2 separate regions of the Homo sapiens genome follow, and region 1 is linked to region 2. Evidence: chromatin contacts called from ENCODE Hi-C or POLR2A ChIA-PET data. All regions are on one chromosome and are shown on one strand. The core of a region is the stretch at or near the end of the contact, and the rest is flanking DNA. Distances in the headings are between cores, read along the strand shown.

Evidence for each region. A loop is a pair of places that touch in the nucleus more often than their neighbours do. ChIA-PET counts read pairs that join two places held with the same protein, here RNA polymerase II (POLR2A). Pooled maps may share reads with other maps.
Region 1: a map of B cell shows a loop between it and region 2 (20-fold over the local background). The contact joins the promoter of SMKR1 here to the promoter of FLNC-AS1 in region 2. A Hi-C loop is called at or near these places in 2 of 168 maps with a recorded cell type or tissue (B cell and naive thymus-derived CD4-positive, alpha-beta T cell) and 6 of 50 pooled maps. POLR2A ChIA-PET finds 5 or more read pairs at or near these places in 1 of 52 experiments (activated naive CD8-positive, alpha-beta T cell).

Annotation. Positions count from the first base shown.
Region 1 is chr7:129,501,131-129,504,098 of GRCh38, forward strand. SMKR1 (small lysine rich protein 1) reads left to right here and starts at 1,401. Exons shown (of 2, transcript NM_001195243.2): 1 at 1,401-1,697. The coding sequence starts at 1,695. RefSeq lists silencers at 1,100-1,149, 1,210-1,549.
Region 2 is chr7:128,861,205-128,863,917 of GRCh38, forward strand. It overlaps FLNC-AS1 (FLNC antisense RNA 1), which reads right to left and starts at 1,422. Exons shown (of 4, transcript NR_149055.1): 1 at 1,321-1,422. ATP6V1F (ATPase H+ transporting V1 subunit F) reads left to right here and starts at 1,652. Exons shown (of 2, transcript NM_004231.4): 1 at 1,652-1,858. The coding sequence starts at 1,701. RefSeq lists enhancers at 1,266-1,375, 1,456-1,945.

The DNA of each region.
Region 1 (2,968 bases), core at 151-2,650, 640 kb after region 2:
GAAGGATTAGGGAAAGCATATGTAAGAGAACCTAGAACATAAACAGTCCTCTTTGGAAGCCAGTTTGTCTTTCAAGAGAAAGCAAACAAAACACCACATCCTTGCAGAGCCTTCCAGGACCCTACTCCTGCTTCTTGGTCTAGCCTCCTCCCCCTGTCCCTAATTTTGGCATAATTGACTGCTCCTTGTCATCCAGATCTGTTTTAACGTCACCTCCTCAGAGAGGCCTTCCCCAGTCACCAATCTAAAAGAGCACCCAGTGGTCACATCAATTTAATGCAATATGCCATACTGTCCCTATCACTTTTAATGTCTGCCAGGCCCTCCATTTCAGCCACGACCACCTCCCCCAAATCACCCCTTAAAAGAACAAGGACTTTGCCTCATTCAGAGCTCAATTTCCAGGGCCTGGAAGAGTGTCAGGCACGTGGCAGATGCTCAATAACTGTTGAATAAAAAGGAATGATAGGCCGGGCAGTGGCTCACGTCTGTAATCCCAGCACTTTGGGAGGCTGAGGCGGGCAGATCACCTGAGGTCAGAAGTTCGAGACCAGCGTGACCAACATGGCGAAACCCCATCTCTACTAAAAATACAAAAATTAGCCGGGCATAGTGGTACGCATCTGTAATCCCAGCTACTCAAGAGGCTGAGGCAGGAGAATGGTTTAAACTTGGGAGGCGGAGGTTGCAGTGAACCGAGATGGCGCCACTGCACTCCAACCTGGGCGACAGAGAGAGACTCGGTCTCAAAAAAAAAAAAAAGGAATGACCAGTCATAAAAAAGAATGAGTCGTACCACCCGAAGTGTAGACTTCACCTGCAGGGAGGGAGGCTGGAACTGGCAAGGTTGGAGGCAAAACTGTACCTACTGTACCTTTCTCGCCCAATCCTACCTGCACATGAACTCCCTCCCCACCCCTTTAGTCTCTCGGGCCCTTACTCTCTTTATCCGGCTCTTTTGCAAACATTTCCCATGATATTCTCCCTTCACCGTCACAGTCCTTATGCTCGTTTCCCAAAAGAGCTTCTCCGATGATCTCTCCCAGGTTGGCCGAGTGAGCGGGCCTAGCCTGCGCTCTCACCCCAGTGCCACCCCAGTGGGAGCGCCGCCCGCGCCCGCCCCCTCGCCCCGCGCCCGCCCCCTCGCCCCGCGCCCGCCCCCTCGCCCCGCGCCCGCCGCTCCGGCAGCCCAAACCCAGACGCTAAAGCGCCGAACTGGGTTTCCGGGCGCTGGAGGCCGCGGTCGGCCTCGTACTAGGTGACGGCCCATCCCGCGCGCGCAAGCCCGGAACCCCGCTCCGCTCACCCTCCGCGCGCTGCCGCTTTGCCCTGGCAACGGTAACCACGGCGAGGCCCTGCCCCACGCCCGGTGATTGTGCGCGCGGCCCCGCCCCCGAGGCGCACGCCGGCCCAGCGCCCACAGCTGCGGCGGCCTAGGTGCCGCGTGGGGCAAGCAGGTGCCTCGCGTCCAGGCGGCTCCGCGGCTGGCTGCCTCCCGAGCCGGCCGCGCTCCTCCCAGCGAGGCGTGGCGGGGAGGCGTAGTGAGGCTGGGCCCGTGGCGGTTCCCTGAGGAGGGCCGAGAAGGGGCCGGGGGTGCTAGGGGAACGGGCGCTGGGGGCAGCGGCCCCGGTGGATGCTAAGGGCTTCGGGATCGGGAGAGTCCACCACGCCTGCCTGCTCGGCTGAGAATCGCCATGGTAATCCCCGTCTCCCTAAAGTACCCGGGGCCAGGGCGCGCGCCGTGGAGCCCCAGGCTGTCCCGGAGAGGCGCGGGCGCCGAGGTCACCGCCTCTCCCTGGGGTCGACCTCAACGCGTGGCGAAAAGATGGAGGGACAAGGGGTGCCCGGCGGTCCGCGCCTGCTGGGGGCGCAGCAGCCGCGGAGTCAGGCCAGCCGTCTTTCCAGGTTTTAGGTCGTGGTCCTGTTGAGCAGCCCCCACACCCAGACGGTTGATGTGGAAAATAAAGGGAGGGTGGCACCGTGGTGTGGCACGTCAGGGCGCCAGGCCATGCCCACAGTGACGGGTCCGAGCTGTTAGCTGCCGTAGCCACCCTGGGTGCCCGCGCGGGATTCTCCACTGCTCTGCAGACTCAGGAAGCAGAGAGTGAGCCTGGTACCACCACCTTGCTGTCAACAGCATTCCTGTTCTCAGCCCTCATCCAGTCACTTACGACCTCCTTCCAACCCTCGCTGCTCTTTCCAGAAGGGCTGTGACCTTCCAGCCCCTGCCCCAAGTCCTCAGGGAGGCATCATTGTCTGCTAAACTAAGTACTGCACGCTTGAGCTGGGCGCACAGAGCCCTTGCTAAAGGGGCCTCAACCTCGAGCTTTCTCTGCCATATCTTCTCTGCTAAACAACAACAAACAAAACGAACAAAAACCCTGCATCCCACACTAAACCCGCGTTCTTCTGGAAGCCCCTTGCGCCTTCCCTGTCTTGATCCGTTTTCTTTGAGGCTTGGATCAGAAGGACCCTGCCTCCTGCTTCCCCATCGCTCCTTCAGCGCCCACAGCCCTTTGCACCTCACCTCTGGTGCTTTGCCTGTTTTTCCTTGGAAAGCCTTATTCCTCATTAGACTCTAGTGTAGAAATCATTAAGTTTCTGTGTTCTTTCCAGTTTGTTTCGTGTAAAAGGATTAAGTAAAAATTTCTTGGTTTGAGAGTCATTCCATGAGCTATTAAAGGTAAAGAGCTATTACCTTTTTTTTTTTTTTTTTTGACAGGGTCTTACTTTGTCACACAGGCTGGAGTACAGTGGTGTGATCACAGCTGACTGCAGCCTCCATCTCTGAGGCTCAAGTGATCCTCCCGCCTCAGCCTCCCAAGTAGCTCGGACCGTAGGCAGGCATCACCATGCCTGGCTAATCTCTGTATTTTTAGTAGAGACAGGGTTTCGCCATGTTGCCCAGGCTGGTCTCAAACGCCTGGGCTCAAGGGATCCGCCCGCCTTGGCCTCTCAAATTGCTGGG
Region 2 (2,713 bases), core at 172-2,671:
TTCTCCTCCCTCAGTTTCGCCTCTGCACACAGCACAGTCAACAGTGAGTGACAGCTCTAAAACGTAAGTTTGGCGATAGCACTCTCTTACTTGAAATCCCTCAGCAGCTTCAGGATAACTGTCCTCAGGATAACTTCCAGATCTTTTTTTTTTTTTTTTTTTTTTTTTAGACAGAGTCTCACTCTGTCACCTAGGCTGGAGTGCAGTGGCGCCATCTCAGCTCACTGCAACCTCCCTTGCCCGGGTTCAAGCAATTGTCCTGCCTCAGCCTCCCGAGTAGCTGGGACTACAGGCACACACCACCTCACTGGGCTAATTTTTTTTGTATTTTTAGTGGAGATGGGATTTCACCATGTTGGCCAGACTGGTCTCAAACTCCTGACTTCAGGTGATCTACCCGCCTCAGCCTCCCAAAGTGCTGGGATTACAGGCGTGAGCCACCGCGCCCAGCCTGCAGATCCTTTTTTTTTTTTTTTAGACAGGGTCTCGCTCTGCTGCTCAGGTTTAAGTGCAGTGCCGTGATCATAGCTCACTGTAACCTTGAACTCCTGAGTAAGCCCTGCTGCCTCAGCTTCTCGAGTACCTGGAACTATAAGTGTGCACCACCACGCCTGGCTAATTTTTTTTTTTTTTTTTTTTTTTTTTTTTTGAGACAGAGTCTCGCTCTGTCACCCAGGCTGGAGTGCAATGGCACAATCTCGGCTCACTGCAACCTCCGCTTCCCGGGTTGAAGCAATTCTCCTGCCTCAGCCTCTCGAGTAGCTGGGACTACAGGCGCCCACAACCACGCCCGGCTAATTTTTTGTGTTTTTAGTAGAGACGGGTTTTCGCCATGTTGGCCAGGCTGGTCTCAAACTCCTGACCTCAGGTGATCCACCTGCCTCAGCCTCCCAAAGTGCTGGGATTACAGGTGTGGCGTGAGCCACCATGCCTGGCCTTACCAATTATTTAACTTTCCTTGAAGGCCCTACGCTCTCTAGTCAGTACGCCTTTGCACATGCTGTTCCTCTGCCTAGAACACCGTCTTGTCCTCACTTCTATCCCCTTCATCCTGCAGGTCCTTCAGGTCTCAGCTTAGATCTGAAGCAAGCTTCTTGGGGAAGGGTTCTTTGGACGCCCCCTCTCTCCATGGGTTAGTTACCATGGATGTGTGCTTCCATATACTTTTCACATTCTAACCATTAACACACAGCTTTGTAGTCGCCTGTTCCCTTGACTTTCCACCTCACTAGGCAGTATCATCATTAACTTTTGCATTCCTTTAACTGAACAAACGTGTGTTACTTGTTAACTATGTGTCATAGTTACACACATACATACACGATAAAGACCCAGACCCTGCCCTTGAGATGAGTAACTGCGTCTCTTCTCTGGGGTCTCGGCGTCTAACAGCGTCAGGTCCAAAGCGCTTGTTGAACGAATGAACCAAGGAACGAGTGAATGAACGAATGAATGCCCGCGAAGGACGTGGTGCCGCGCGGTCTTCTGGGAATCGTAGTCCCCTGGTTCGGGCCTGTCTTTACGGCGCAGGCGTATTCACATGGAGGCCGTGTTGCTGTTAATGCGCATGTCCCGGAATGCGGCTGGGAGGACTGCGCATGCTCGAAGGGTGGGGGTTGAGGCCGACGGGGCGCCGTACGGCGGAGGCGGGGTTTCAGTGGCTTCTGGTGCTCTAGGGTGAGCTCTGCCCGGCTGCAGGGATGGCGGGGAGGGGTAAGCTCATCGCAGTGATCGGAGACGAGGACACGGTGACTGGTTTCCTGCTGGGCGGCATAGGGGAGCTTAACAAGAACCGCCATCCCAATTTCCTGGTGGTGGAGAAGGATACAACCATCAATGAGATCGAAGACACTTTCCGGTACGGTACCGCGCGAGGCCTGAACGGGCCCTTCTGCTGCTCGGTGGAGTGCGGGGCGAGGCTGGAGGCTGCCCGGACGGGGGTGAGGGGACGATCCTGAAAGTCCTTCCGCCCTTCCGGAGCGGAGGCCTCCGCGCCCCAAGTCCCCGTTTGGGGCTCGGTGGGACAGAAGCTGTATCAGGTCCACGAGCCCCCCCACCTCACATGATCGTGTGTCATGAAAGAAGGGGAACAGAGCTCGTGACAGCCTAGACAGTGGGCTTGGACTTTGTTCTGCTTTCTCCTCCTTTAGAGGCTCACCATCGTCCCGTAAGGCAGGGATGATTTTTGTCCTACTCACAGGTGAGAAAACTAAAGCTCGGAGAGGGTAAGGCACACACTAAAGTTACGAGTCGGCAGAGGCAGAGCTAGAATTTGAACCCAATCTCAACCCTTTCTGCCTCCGGTAAGCCAGGTACACACTCTTGGCAGGTCTCCTCAGGCGGCCTCGGAATTTCCTTGTAGTCTTGAGCACAGTAGGCAGAAATGTCGGGACTGTGAGAGCCTTCTGCTAAGACCTTGCACTCAAGCCCTCACTGCCTGCCTTAGGTCAGAGTGTGGGTGCAGGCATGCTTTTAATCCACCAGGGGTCCTGGTGACTGGAATTAAGGATACCAGCCTCCTATTTTATTCCTCACCCCTTCTCCAGGGCCCCTGTACCAAGTCTCAGGAATAAACCACTCACCTGTTTCCCCCAAACAGTCCAGCCCAGGGCTGCTGGCTGAGACTGGTTCCTGCTGCCTGGTGTATTAGGTAGTCCCTGACCTGGGAGGCTGTTATCTGCCATTCTCTAAGCTGTCTGGTAAAGTGACCCAA